Linked DNA regions of Homo sapiens: region 2 is linked to region 1. Evidence: chromatin contacts called from ENCODE Hi-C or POLR2A ChIA-PET data. All regions are on one chromosome and are shown on one strand. The core of a region is the stretch at or near the end of the contact, and the rest is flanking DNA. Distances in the headings are between cores, read along the strand shown.

What was found. Hi-C counts contacts between places; a loop is a spot of excess contacts on that map. ChIA-PET counts read pairs that join two places held with the same protein, here RNA polymerase II (POLR2A). Pooled maps may share reads with other maps.
Region 2: a pooled map shows a loop between it and region 1 (7-fold over the local background). The contact joins the promoter of PEX6 here to the promoter of POLH in region 1. A Hi-C loop is called at or near these places in 2 of 37 single-sample maps with no recorded cell type and 8 of 50 pooled maps. POLR2A ChIA-PET finds 5 or more read pairs at or near these places in 2 of 52 experiments (AG04450 and activated CD4-positive, alpha-beta T cell).

Annotation. Positions count from the first base shown.
Region 1 is chr6:43,571,206-43,578,151 of GRCh38, reverse strand. It overlaps POLH (DNA polymerase eta), which reads right to left and starts at 1,967. Exons shown (of 11, transcript NM_006502.3): 1 at 1,712-1,967. It overlaps XPO5 (exportin 5), which reads left to right and starts at 2,114. Exons shown (of 32, transcript NM_020750.3): 1 at 2,114-2,392; 2 at 4,551-4,672; 3 at 5,574-5,646. The coding sequence starts at 2,288. RefSeq lists enhancers at 1-369, 1,698-1,947, 6,787-6,836 and a silencer at 1,968-2,167.
Region 2 is chr6:42,977,850-42,985,354 of GRCh38, reverse strand. PEX6 (peroxisomal biogenesis factor 6) reads left to right here and starts at 6,174. Exons shown (of 17, transcript NM_000287.4): 1 at 6,174-7,086. The coding sequence starts at 6,205. PPP2R5D (protein phosphatase 2 regulatory subunit B'delta) reads right to left here and starts at 785. Exons shown (of 16, transcript NM_006245.4): 1 at 651-785. The coding sequence starts at 677. LOC124900215 (a long non-coding RNA gene) reads left to right here and starts at 1,041. Exons shown (of 2, transcript XR_007059580.1): 1 at 1,041-1,523; 2 at 4,512-4,813. RefSeq lists silencers at 427-576, 667-736, 3,915-4,133, 5,372-5,568, 6,223-6,602 and enhancers at 887-1,006, 5,763-5,812, 5,973-6,914.

The DNA of each region.
Region 1 (6,946 bases), core at 718-3,217:
GCCTCCCAAAGTGCTGGGATTACAGGCGTGAGCCATCGCGCTCGGCCTAGCATGGGGATTTTTTTTTTTCCTAGACAGAGTCTCCGTCTGTCACCCAGGCTGAAGTGCAGTGGTGAGATCTCAGCTCACTGCAACCTCCATCTCCCGGTTTCAAGTGATTCCTCTGCCTCATCCCCATTAGCTGGGACTACAGGCGCGTGCCACCCCGCCCGGCTAATTTTTTGTATTTTTAGTAGAGACGGGGTTTCACCGTGTTAGCCAGGATGGTCTCGATCTCCTGACCTCGTGATCCGCCCGCCTCGGCCTCCCAAAGTGCTGGGATTACAGGCGTGTGCCACCGCGCCAGGCCGGGGATTTTTAAAAGCTCTCCAGGTAATTCCAATATGCAGCAGTTTGGGAGCCAAGACCTAAATAAGACAATCGAAACACCAGCAATCCATGATTTAAATACGAGAAACACAGGTTATACAGTTGAGTGAGCACCCAACTGTATTCTAAAAAAAGTTTTTCAAAAACTAACATTCACCTTGAAAAAAAAAACGTCTTACAACTGCAAAGCAGGAAGGTGAGTGGAAAGAAAAATAATTAAAATCAGAGCAGTCAAAGCATTAATTCCTTATAAATTCCAATCGACCACGCCTAAAACAGGCAGAATGTGATACTTTAAACATTTACAAGTTAAAACTATAACATGCCAGAAGTCCCTCTACTTTGAAGTGGCTTTTCAGTAGTACTGGAACAGACTGAGCCAACAAATAGTATTGTAACACAAAAAAACACAGGCTAAGCACCATATTAGATCCAAATACCAGAAGTGGAGCAAGAATAGGAAGCAGTGATTTATGTTCAGCACACAATTTACTAAGCACACAATCACAAAAACAGACATGCAGACTTTAACAGATAATAAAGCTGTTGAGGTTTTCCGTTTATGTATTTACTGGAGAAAGCAAGAGCTTTATTTATTTATTTTTGAGACGGAGTTTCGCTCTGTCGCCCAGGCTGGAGTGCAAAGGCGCGATCTCGGCTCACTGAACCTCCGCCTCCCGGGTTCAAGCGATTCTCCCACCTCAGCCTCCCGAGTAGCTGGGATTACAGGCGCGCACCGCCACGCCTGTATAAAAATACTAAAAATGCAAACATAATTTTTGTATGTTTAGTAGAAACGGGGTTTCACCATGTTGGTGAGGCTGGTCTCGAACTCCTGACCTCAGGTGATCCGCCCGCCTCCGCCTCCCAAAGTGCTGGGATTACAGGCGTGAGCCACCGCGCCCGGCCAAGAGCTTTATAAAGATGGAAAATGAAGAAGACTTTCTGCCCAAGCCATGCTTTTGGATAAGGATTACACTACTTTGAAACCTTATACATAGCACTTGGCCAATTATCAAAACTGCACAAACCTTCACTGATTGCAATTATTCCCTTTAAACATCTCGAGTTACCCCAATCCGCACAAAACAAGTTTAGTGCCCACCAGGTAATAATACATCCAGGAAAGTAATTCCAAGAGAGAGGTTTAACAACTACAGGGAAAAACATACTTTTTTCTACAAGAAAAATCTTAGAAGACAGTACCAGGGCCTTATCCCTGTTAGCATGATTTATATTTCACGCAACCTTGGCCCAGTCACTGCTACATTATAAAACCAATAGCCAAGGCAACATAGAAAGTCTGAACACAGTGACAGCGAACGGTTCTAAATTTTCTTACCAAGGTAACAAACACCTGGCAAAACTGCCAGCAGCGGTTGCCGAAAATGCTGGGTTCGGTGCCTACTGGAAGGAAAATGGAAGGGCTCCTGAATATCTTTTCGCCTTTCTAGGAGCGGTCCAGTGAGTTTCGAGCGAGATTTATTCCCTGTGACGACGGAGAAACCGAGAAGGGATCGTAAAGGATCCTGCCCGGGCAACCGTCCCCAGCAGGGATCAGACGAGAGCGGCGCGCCCAGCAATGCAGCCGCCAGACTGAGGTCTGACAGCGCGCCCGCTGCGAAGGGCCGTTGACGCGGCTGCGCACCGCGGCCCTTCCGCCTCCCGCCCCGCCCACCTAGGCTCAACCTGCACACGGGAGCCGCCACTTCCGCGGGCGCGTGCGCAGTGGCGGGCCGGGCGCGTGCGCAGCGCCGGCTTCTTCCCAGCGCGAGTTGCTGCTAACGCTCCTCCTCCAGCTTCCCACCCCCGCCGCCCGCCGCGGCCCGGTACCAACGGGTGGTCTCGCCGAGGGAGCTGTCGTGCCTCGTGGTCCCGGGACTGCAGTGGTGTGCGCTCTCGGCGCGTGGCGCTAGGCATGGCGATGGATCAAGTAAACGCGCTGTGCGAGCAGCTGGTGAAAGCGGTGACGGTCATGATGGACCCCAACTCCACCCAGCGCTACCGGCTGGAAGCCCTCAAGGTAGCTGGGGTCCTGGCGTCCTGGGCCGGTCCCGACACCCTCTCCCAGCCCCAGCAGCTCCGGCGCCGCCTGTAACTGGGGTAGTCTCCCGCCCACGCGGCCCCTGGACCTCCTTTCCCAACTCCCCGGGACCTTCCCCTCGCGGCCCTCCGCGCCTCTCCCAAATCGCCGCCTTCTCTACTCGCCGCTCCTGTCCTTTGCCTGGGACACTCCGGTCCCTATGCTGCTTCTCATCTCGCCGCAGCTTCCCACAGCCCTCTCCTCCCCCTTTCCTCGCTTCTGTGCACTCTTGTCCGCAACATGACCCTCGCCCATTTTCATTCCCCAAGCCCGACATCCCCTCGCCTTCCCGAGGCGCACGTGTAGATCCCGCCCCCAACACCAGCTTCGTTCTTTATGGTCTCTCCTGCACTAAACGTTTTCCTGCTGGCCCACTCCCCTGGCCCTGACCGAGCTCCAGCCCCTCTGGTACCCTTATGCTTATATGCTTTAACATCTCGCTAACTTTCGTTTGTGTCTTGGACATTTTCCGGGGAAATTCTCGCACCCCTACTTCTCCCATGTTTTTGAGTGTAATATTTTTAGGCTATTTTGCGCAAAGATAACTTCTACCACTTACTTTGCATTTTAACAAGGGCACTTTGGTTTCCTGAAAGTAGTTTGCGTGAGACCCGAATGCTCTGCTCTTGGGACTGACTTATGTTGCAGTTTGGGGGTGTTAATACAATTCAAGCTTACTTGCCCATAAAACAACGTGTGTGGGCTGTGAGAAATGGCCATTTAGGAGAAAATACTTGTGCTGTACATTTTTAAAGTGATGTTAACTTCAAAAAAGAGAGTGACCACCACTTGGAGGAAATGTTACAATATGTAGATGTCTGCCACAGGGTTTGGAATCAGAAACAATTGGGTTCCATTAGTTTGGTTTTTATTATTAATATTTAAAATAGACACAAAAGTGGAGAGAATACGACAGTGATTCTGCATGTTCCTGTCACCTAAATTCAGCAATCAAAGATTTTACCGCATTTACTTTTTCCACCGCCTATCCTCTCTCCCTGCCTCGAAGGTTTTTAAAAGAAACCCTAGAAATTGTTATTTCACCCCTATGTACGTCAGGGGGATGTCTCTAACAAATAATTTCTTATTCCTTTGTGTCCATTTTTTTCCAACACTAGTAGGGCTACTGTTGGCCGTAGCATGGAAAAAATCTGGAACCATCACGCTGGAAGGAATGTTTATCAGTTCTTTATTCATAATATATATATAATATATACACATAAAATAGAGTGAACACCACTTGGAGGAAATGTTATATATGTGTAACTTTTATATATTTTATATTTTTATTTTTATATTAAATATATATTTTTAAAGCAACTGTGCTTGGAGATCCACATAATATTGATCTAGGTTTTGCAACTTTAAACATATAGCTTAGGTTGGAGTTTCTTTTTGAGTAGGGTCTCACTCTGGTTGTCCAGGCTGGCGTGCAGTGGTGAGATCTCGGCTCACTTCAGCCTTGATTTCTCGAGCTCAAGTGATTCTCCTACCACTTCAGCCTCCTGAGTAGCTGGGATTACAGGCACCTGCCACCATGCCCGGCTAATTTAAAAAAATATTTTTAGTGGGCCGGGCACAGTGGCTCACGCCTGTAATCCCAGCACTTTGGGAGGCCAAGGCAGGTGGGTCACCTGAGGTCAGGAGTTCAAGACCAGCCTGGTCAACATGATGAAACCTTGTTTCTACTAAAAATACAAAAATTAGCTGGGTGTGGTGGCGTGCACTTGTAGTCCCAGCTACATGGGCTCAGGAGGCTGAGGCAGGAGAACTGCTTGAACCTGGGAAGCAGAGGTTGCAGTGAGCCGAGATCATGCCATTGCATTCCAGCCTGGGCGACAGAGTGAGACTCCGTCTCAAAAAAAAAAAAAAAAAATATATATATATATATATATTTAATAGAGATGGGGTTTCGCCATGTTGCCTAGGCTAGTCTCAGACTCCTAGACTCAAGTAGTCCACCCATCTCAGCCTCCCAGAGTGCTGGGACAGGTGTGAGCCACCGCACCCGGCCCTGGTTGGAGTTTCTTAAGATGAAATTCTTTTAGTCCCTATTCTCTCAGCCCTCGAAAGGAAACACTAACTTTTCTTCTTTCAGTTTTGTGAGGAGTTTAAAGAAAAGTGTCCTATCTGTGTCCCCTGTGGCTTGAGGTTGGCTGAGAAAACACAAGTTGCCATCGTCAGACATTTTGGCCTTCAGATCCTGGAACACGTTGTCAAGTAAGGAGCTCTTGGACATTACCACTGAAGTCTGAGAGAACAGATCTTTATATCTTATATAACCTATAGAGATGCTGTTTAGGTGAGTAGAGAAGAGCAATCTCCAAGAAGAGAGGAATGATCCCCTAGATGTTATCAGAACCTCACAGGAGCTCTCATTCAAGATTTAACCTTTCTTTTCTTCAGTTTCTTCATCCATGTAAAGTGTGTGGTACATATTACCCATTCAACAAATATTACCTGCCATTTAGCCAATACTTACTGAGCTCTGACTATATGTCATTAGCCCTCGAAGCCTTTTTAGAGTAATGCAATGTATAGGTCAATGAATCTCTGATTAGGCACTGTGGCTTTCTTTTTTCTCTCTGTCTTTCTGAGTTTGTGTGCCTTCTCTGGGTGGTACATCCAAAGCAGGATTGTATGAGAATAACTGAAAACCCATCCTAACTTGATTGTCCTACCCTCAACACCTATCAGAAGAGGTAGCCTTTAAGACTTAGCCATAGTTTTTCCAGAATTGTTTTGTAAGCCAGCACAGAAAATGACTGATGTCAAAACTGCATTTTCTGAAAAGCAAGTACATTGTTGCAGTTGACCTAGATGTATATTCACTTTTGGCCCATCAATAAAATCATGAGGCAAAGCTGACGTGTGGTACAAATCTTGTGCGGATTCCAGTTAATGGACCACTGCATATATAAAACCTTTTCCCAAGAATTTTTGTGTTAGTATTTTGGTTAAATGTAGATCATTTTTGCCCATTCATTGACAGGTACAAAATCAAAAGTATAATTTCTTAATGAAATCTCCAGTGTAATCAAATGTAGAAATCCATGCTATTCTCTTGTAAAGACAAGACTTCTAAAGTGGTTCTATTGACTTTATGCATTTTGGTGGTCAGGTTTCGGTGGAACGGCATGTCTCGATTGGAGAAGGTGTATCTGAAGAACAGTGTCATGGAGCTGATTGCAAATGTAAGGAATGGGTGGTTGGGAGACATGTTTCCAAGGTAGTTTAGGCAAAGCGTGACTTCTTCAATAGGGAGTTTGTGTAAAAATTCACTGCTTCTAAATAGGTCAGACAGCACAAGAAATCATAATTTAGGCCAGGCACAGTGACTCACACCTGTAATTCTAGCGCTTTGGGAAGCCAAGGTAAGAGGATCACCTGCATCTAAGAATTCGAGAGCAGCTTGGGCAATGCAGTGAGACCCCATCTCTACCAAAAATGCAAAAATTAGCTGAGCGTGGTGGCGCATGCCTGTGGCCCAGCTACTCAGGAGGCTGAGGTGGGAGGATTTTCTGAGCCCAGGAGGTCCAGGCTGCAGTGAGCTGTGATGGTGCCATGGCACTCCAGCCTGTGCAACAGAGCAAGACCCTATCTCAAAAACAAAACAAAACAAAAGCAGAAAGCATAATTCAGCATATGTCTCTTACTAGGTTTAATTAATCATGCTTATGTATTGACTTCTATTTTTTAAATTATAAAGACAGGGCAGAGGGGATTAAATATTTTCAACAAATCAATAAGATTCTTAGATCTAAATTAGATTGAAACACTATTTTCTTTTATTCCAAACAACTACTATGTGATACTAATGATGAAAAACATGCAGAATTTTAAGTATGCAGAATGAATTTGTTTCAAGTATTAGAATATGACTTTTTTTTTTTTTTGAGACAGAGTCTCTGTTGCTCCGGCTGGATTGCATTAGCATGATCATAGCTCACTGCAGCCTCGAACTCCTGGGCTCAAGTGATCTTCTCGCCTTAGCCTCCCAAGTAGCTGGGATTATAGGCATGTGGTACCATGCCCAGCTAATTTTGTTTTTGGTTTTTAGAGAGACAGGGTCTCACTGTGTTTCCCAGGCTAGTCTGGTCTCAAACCCCTGGCCTCAAGCAATCCTCCCACCTTGGCTTTCCAAAATGCTGAGATTACAGGTGTGATGACTGGATGACTGTCTCTTTAAACACAAAACAGAATATGACTTTAAACATGTTCAAAATTGTAGCCTTTTTTCTTTCTTGGTTTTTTTTAAATAACAGACATGAGAGATGGGATCTTCTAATACTTCTGCGTCTTCTAGTGTTAGAACTATTGGTAAAATATTCATTTGCCCCTTCATACCCTTCCATTTTACCAGCTACTCACTATACTCCTTATTTCTATACTCTTCCTCCCTGGCCTTCTGCAAACTGAAACAATCAATATGAGAATCTTTTCATTTTGTAAAGAATAATGATGTCATCCTAGCTCTCGATATGACAGCCTTTT
Region 2 (7,505 bases), core at 4,925-7,424, 600 kb after region 1:
AGAGGTCCCTTCCAGCACCAACGTTGTGAGGTTCCATCAACAGAAGGGCTCAGTCCTGCTTACAAGTTTGTGTGTGAAGGAAGAACTAGAGGGAGGGGCCTAGGCCAGATTTGGGTGGAGGAGAGAGAAAGCAGCGCTGTTCTAGGTCAGGGGCTTGGCATGGAAAGAGAAGGGGCCGTAGGGGACTGCGGGGCGGCTGTCCCAGGCGGGTAGGAAGAGGAGACAAGGGGCTGCTCAGGGCGGGGCGAGGGGGCAATTCTGGAGGAAGGTGCAGTTTCAGATGAGGGGCTGCCCAAACCGAAGGGGGATCGGGGCCAGGGGTGATGGGGGGGACAGAAAAAGCAGGACAGTGACCTGGGAATGGGGCAGATCTGGAAGAAGGAGGTTACCCTGGGCCGGGGGTAAGAGAAGGGAAGAAGGGAGGGAGGTGTATGTGGGGGGAGTCTCTCCGGGGCAAGGTGGGGGAGCTGTCCTAGCTGCGGCACAAGCTGGGGGTGCTGCCAGCCGCGGGGGCGGAGGGCTGGCCCCAGGAGTCCTGCGGGGGCTGGACGGGAGGGTCAGTCTGGGGCTGTCCCGGGCCTGGCTCCGGCCCCTCCCAGAGCTCCGCGCAGGCTCCAAGGCGGCGGTGGGGGAAAAAGGGCCACGCTCACCTTCTCCTTTTTCAGTTTATAGGGCATCTCGGCCCGTCCGGACCCGGCCCGTCTCCTGCGGCCCCGCTCCGGCTCCGGCTTTGCTCGGCCGCACTCGGCCCGCTCGGCGTCTCTTCGCCACCGCCTGCGCGCTGCGCCCGGGTCGAGCGGTGCCTGCGCCTCCAATTGGCCCGAACTCCTACAAAACTGCCTGACAACCAGGCGCCGCCTCCTCGGATTGGTCATTGGAGCCAAGCTGCTTCCTTTTTTTCTTATTGGAAAGAAATAGTACAAACCGCCAGGGTTCGGCTTCCAGAATTGGCTGAAGTGGGTGGTCCCGCCCTAAAGTGGGTCGAGCTTAGAGAAGGAGGCGGGGATAAGGGGAAACCCAAGCTTGGCTAGGAGGGCTGCACTCCAGCGTCTGCTGTGCGTCGGCCTCGGCCATTCTTCGCGGCGCTTGGAGCCCTGCTCTTTCCTTCTAAAGGCTCTCACACTTTGCCCGCTCTGCTACCCTGTCCAGTCGGAATTGGAGGAAGGAAGCCCTAATACGGAGGGCACCTTTCTTCACTGGGGTAAAGTAGCCCTAATTGCAGATGCAAAATTGATGGAGGGAGCTCCCAAGGACCTTCCAAGACACCCGCCTCCCTAGACAGGGGTTGCAGAGGAGCAAAGGGGAAGCCTGGCAGGGCTAGGACCTGGGCGAAATGAGTGGAGAATCCCTGGCTTGGTGCAACTTTAGGAAGAGGGTCCCCGTTGCTACTGCAAGTGTACTGGGATTGGGGAACCAGCTAGATTTGAGCAGTTGGGAACGCAGTGGAAAAGCAACTTCATTGTTGACTGTCTCAGGAAATCCATCCCTTACTTGCCACCCTGCTCAAGTCCGTGTTCTAATGGGTAAGACTCAGTTTATGCCCACAAAGAGTTCGCAGTCTGGTGAATCACAGATGTGTATAAACAAAGGATTAAGAGAGAATGTAAACCAGGCAGGCACGGTGTCTCACGCCTGTAATCCCAACACTTTGGGAGGCTGAGGCAGGAGGATCACCTGAGGTCAGAGGTTCGAGACCAGCCTGGCCAACATGGCGAAACCCCGTCTCTATTAAAAATACAAAAATTAGCTGGGTGTGGTGGTGCACGCCTGTAATCCCAGCTACTCGGGAGGCTGAGGCAGGAGAATCACTTGAACCCGGGAGACGGAGGTTGCAGTGAGCCGAGATCACACCACTGCACTCCAGCCTGGGCGACAGAGCAAGACTCTGTCTCAAAACAGCAACAATGACGACAAAAAGAATAAACCTGTGGCCAGGCTCGGTGGCTCACGCCTGTAGTCCCAACACTTTGGGAGACCAAAGTGGGCAGATCACGAGGTCAGGAGTTTGAGACCAGCCTGACCATAGTGGTGAAACCCCATTTCTACTAAAAATACAAAAATTAGACAGGGTGCGGTGGCTCACGCCTGTAATCCCAGCACTTTGGGAGGCCGAGGTGGGCGGATCACGAGTCAAGAGATCGAGGCCATCCCGGCCAACATGGTGAAACCATGCCTCTATGAAAAATACAAAAATTAGCGGGGCGTGGTGGCGCGCGCCTGTAGTCCCAGCTACTCGGGAGACTGAAGCAGGAGAATCACTTGAACCCGGTAGGAGGCTGAGGCAGGAGAATTACTTGACCCCGGTAGGTGGAGGTTGCAGTGAGCCGAGATCATGCCACTGCGCTCCAGCCTGGGCGACAGAGCAAGACTCCGTCTACAAAAAAAAAAGAAGAAACCTGTGATGCAAAGGCATGAGAATGATACAATGGAGGCCGGGCGCGGTGGCTCACGCCCGTAATCCCAGCACTTTAGGAGGCCGAGGCGGGCGGATCACGAGGTCAGGAGATCGAGACCATCCTGGATAACACGATGAAACCCCGTCTCTACTAAAATAATACAAAAAAATAGCCGGGCGTGGTGGCAGGCGCCTGTAGTCCCAGCTACCCGGGAGGCTGAGGCAGGAGAATGGCGTGAACCCGGGAGGCAGAGGTTGCAGTGAGCCTAGATCATGCCACTGCACTCCAGCCTGGGCGACAGAGCAAGACTCCGTCTCAAAAAAAAAAAAAAATACTACACATTGGGTACAGTATACACTGCTTGGGTGATGGCTGCATCAAAATCTCATAAATCACCACTAAAGAACTTATTCATGTACAAAAAATAAATTTTTAAAATTCTATATAAAATAAAATATTTAGTCTTAAAAAAAAAAAAGGTCAGGCGCAGTGGCTCACGCCTGTAATCCCAGCACTTTGGGAGACTGAGGAGGGCGGATCACCTGAGGTCAGGAGTTCAGGACCAGCCTGGCCAACATGGCAAAACCCCGTCTCTACAAAAATACAAAAATTAGCCAGGCATGACGGTGGGTGCCTGTAATCCCAGCTACTCAGGAGGCTGAGGCAGGATAATCCATTGAACCCGGGAGGTGGAGTTTGCAGTGAGCCGAGATCGCACCATTGCATTCCAGCCTGGGCGACAGGGCAAGACTCCATCTGAAAAAAAAAAAAAAAAACACAAAACCTGTGTCCCTTACCCAGGTACCCAGGAGAGCAATGTTACAAGACAGTGGCCGTGGGGATGGAGAAGAGAGGATGGAGCATGAAAATGTGTAGAATCAACAGGATATGGTGATTCATTGTATTGTGGGGGGGACGGTAACGGAAAGGGAAGAGTTGAGGATGATTTCTGGAAGTGATCAGAGTTGTAGGAGGACAACTGGTGTCATAATGGCAAAGGAAATAAAAGACAATTGGTCAGTAGTGTCAGAGAAAGAACAGCATCATCTTGATTCTGCAATTAGAAGATTATGGGTGATTTTTTCAGAGAGTGGAAGACCGTTTTTAGTGAGTGGAAGAGTGAGCATCAAGAGGTGAGGAAGTGAAGATGGCAAATGTAGGGTCCTGGCGATCTTACAGAAGTAGTATTTGGCTTTCGGTGACTAATGACGATTTCAGGGTAACACAAAGTGGACTACATGCCCGCTGTTACCTGCTGGGAGAAAAGCTTGGGAGAAAAGGACATTTATTTGTGGGTGGGTATTTGTGTCTGTATGAGTGCTGATCCAGGCAAGATAACTGATGTTTTTACCCATCTCCAAGGCCTCAAGGAGCACTATAGTCCTGAGGCCTAGAGCTTGCCTGCTACTGAGGAAAGCAGGCATATCCTCTTTAGGCCCATGTACCATCTATCTAGCCCTTGGTTCCTCTGGGACATAGGGGACCAAGAAACATATAGTAGCACTACCAAATGGGAACTTTCATCCATGTGAATCTAGGTACCTAGAACATTCTTTATTTAGTTTTTTTTTCTTTTAATTTTATATATTTTAAGAGACAAGGTCTTGCTCTGTCACCCACTTGGAGTGCAGTGGCACAATCATAGCCTCAAATTCCTGGGTTCAAGTGATCCTTCTGCCTCAGCCTCCCCATAGCTGGGATTATAGACACAAGCCATGGTTCCTGGTTAGTACATTCTTGCATGCTATTTTATTTATTTTTTTCTATTATTTATTTTTTTGAGACGGAATCTCACTCTGTCACCCAGGCTGGAGTGCAGTGGCGCAGTCTCGGCTCACTGCAAGCTCTGTCTCCCGGCTTCACGCCATTCTCCTGCCTCAGCCTCCCGAGTAGCTGGGACTACAGGCACACACCACCATACCCAGCTAATTTTTGTATTTTTAGTAGAGACGGGGTTTCACCATGTTGGCCAGGCTGGTCTCAAACTCCTGGCCTCAAGCAGTCCACCCACTTGGCCTCCCAAAGTGCTGGGATTACAGCCATGAGCCACTGCGCCCAGCCCCTTATAATATGCAAATCTAATAGTTTTCATATATTTGTCTTTCAAATTTTCAGGAATGTATAATGTACAAAATAGAAGACTGCCTCAAGAAGAAAGGAGAGATGGAGAAAGCTGAGCAGTAGCTGAAAGAGAATGTAAGGTCTAGAAAATGGAGATTGGCACCATCCAATTCATTTATTGTAAGTGAAAATAATTGTTAATAATTGGAAATGCAGTGGGACATGATGGCTTATGCCTGTAGTCCCAGCACTTTGGGAGGCTGAGGCCTGAGGATCTCTTCAGACCAGGAGTTTGAGACCAGCCTAGGCAACACAGAGAAACTCTGTCTCTACAAAAAATAAAAAATTAGTCCAGGCGCAGTGGCTCATGCCTGTAATCCCAGCACTTTGGGAGGCGTAAGCAGGTGGCTCACTTGAAGCCAGGAGTTCGAGACCAGCCTGACCAACAGGGTGAAACCCCGTCTCTACTGAAAATACAACATTAGCTGGGTGTGGTGGCACACACCTGTAATCTCAGCTACTTGGGAGGCTGGGGCAGGAGATTCTTTGAACCTGGGAAGCGGAGATTGCAGTGAGCTGAGATCGTGCCATTGCACTCTGGCCTGGGCAACAAGACCGAAACTCCGTCTCAAAAAAAAAATTGGCTGGGTATGGTGGCGTGTGCCTGTGGTCCCGGCTACAGTTACTCGGGAGGCTGAGGTGGGAGATCACTTGAGCCTGGGACGGTAGAAGCTGCAATGAATGGGGATCGTGCCACTGTACTCCAACCTGGGTGACAGAGTAGGACCCTGTTGCCATAAAAAAGGAAATGTGGCCTACCACTAGCTGAGTGTCTTGTACAGAACAGTGGAGGTGAAGAGAAGGATGGAATCTAAATAACAGCACACGCAGGAAGTCGACTGTTGGTGTTATGCTGACAGAAGCCTTGAACTCCTTTCCTTCTGCCTGCTCTGCTGCCTGCCCCGCTCTAGGATAGAAAGTGAATGGGTTTCCGATCTGCAAGGATTTGGGGGGGGGGGGTGAAAGAAAAGCTGTTTTGTCTTCAACTTAAGTTTGGTGGGAGTAAAACAAACAGAACAATGAACAGGGCAAGAAGTCCTGGAACATGGGTTTTGTGCCAGATGTGCTGGAACATGTGTGGTGGCACCAAGCACTCCAGGGCTGTATGAATCACATCTAGTAATTCACTCAGCAGCCACTATATACCTATAAGCAAGTGTGAGACAGTTTTCTAATCCTGCTACTCCCTCCTGCAACCTTTCCTGCAACCCTCAAACCTCAGTGCTCACAGTTCCACAGGGGAAGCTGCAGGAGCTCCGCAGAGGAGCGGACTCCTTCCGAAACATTTCACCTAGAGCTCCCAGTACTGGGCCCAGTCATCCCGAGCATGCTGACTGTTCATTTATCAGTCAATAAACTGTTACGTTCATGCCACGGGGAAAAATAGTTAAGAGAACATTACTTCCGTAGAAGGCAAAGATAAATCCCTTAAGCACAAGTTCAAATGGCGCATGGGTAAACGCTACGCAACCGCAGCGATGAAGGTTACTGCCTATCGAGGCACGACGCAGATCAATCCGAGGCGCAGCTAACCCCCTCAGAGCAAGTTCGCGGCACCCGACCCCCCTCCCCTTTTCCTCTGGCCTCCCCTGACGGAAGCGGAAGCGGCCCTCGCGCACACTAGTCGTCTGGCTCTCTGGCTCCGGAAGCTGCGCTCCTTCACCCTCCTCGTTGGTGTCCTGTCACCATGGCGCTGGCTGTCTTGCGGGTCCTGGAGCCCTTTCCGACCGAGACACCCCCGTTGGCAGTGCTGCTGCCACCCGGGGGCCCGTGGCCGGCGGCGGAGCTGGGCCTGGTGCTGGCCCTGAGGCCTGCAGGGGAGAGCCCGGCAGGGCCGGCGCTGCTGGTGGCAGCCCTGGAGGGGCCGGACGCGGGCACCGAAGAGCAGGGTCCCGGGCCGCCGCAGCTACTGGTTAGCCGCGCGCTGCTGCGGCTCCTGGCACTGGGCTCCGGGGCCTGGGTGCGGGCGCGGGCGGTGCGGCGGCCCCCGGCGCTAGGTTGGGCACTGCTTGGCACCTCGCTGGGGCCTGGGCTCGGACCGCGAGTCGGGCCGCTGCTGGTGAGGCGCGGAGAGACCCTCCCAGTGCCCGGACCGCGGGTGCTGGAGACGCGGCCGGCGTTGCAAGGGCTGCTGGGCCCAGGGACTCGGCTGGCTGTGACTGAGCTCCGCGGGCGGGCCAGACTGTGTCCAGAGTCTGGGGACAGCAGTCGGCCCCCACCCCCGCCCGTGGTGTCCTCCTTTGCGGTTTCTGGCACAGTGCGGCGACTCCAGGGAGTTCTGGGAGGGACTGGAGATTCACTAGGGGTGAGCCGGAGCTGTCTCCGTGGCCTTGGCCTCTTCCAGGGCGAATGGGTGTGGGTGGCCCAGGCCAGAGAGTCATCGAACACTTCACAGCCGCACTTGGCTAGGGTGCAGGTCCTAGAACCTCGCTGGGACCTCTCTGATAGACTGGGACCCGGCTCTGGACCGCTGGGAGAGCCCCTCGCTGACGGACTGGCGCTTGTCCCTGCCACTTTGGCTTTTAATCTTGGCTGTGACCCCCTGGAAATGGGAGAGCTCAGAATTCAGGTAGGATAAAGGACTGGGGTCAGGAGTGCTTCCTCTTTCTTATACCCTCTTCTCTGTCTTAGGTAAATTGGAAGATTTAGGACTCGTGCCCCATATCATCCCGGACTTTGAACATAATGTTTCTAGCCGGGCGCGGTGACTCACGCCTGTAATCCCAGCACTTTGGGAGGCCGAGGCGAGCGGATCACTTGGGGTCGGGAGTTCGAGACCAGCCTGACCAACATGGAGAAACCCCGTCTCTACTAAAAAAATGTAAAATTAGCCGGGCGTGGTGGTGCATGCCTCTAATCCCAGCTACTTGGGAGGCTGAAGCAGGAGAATCGCTTGAACCTGGGAGGCGGAGGTTGCGGTGAGCCAAGATCGCGCCATTGGACTCCAGCCTGGGCGATAAGAGTGAAACTCTGTCTCAAAAAAAAAAA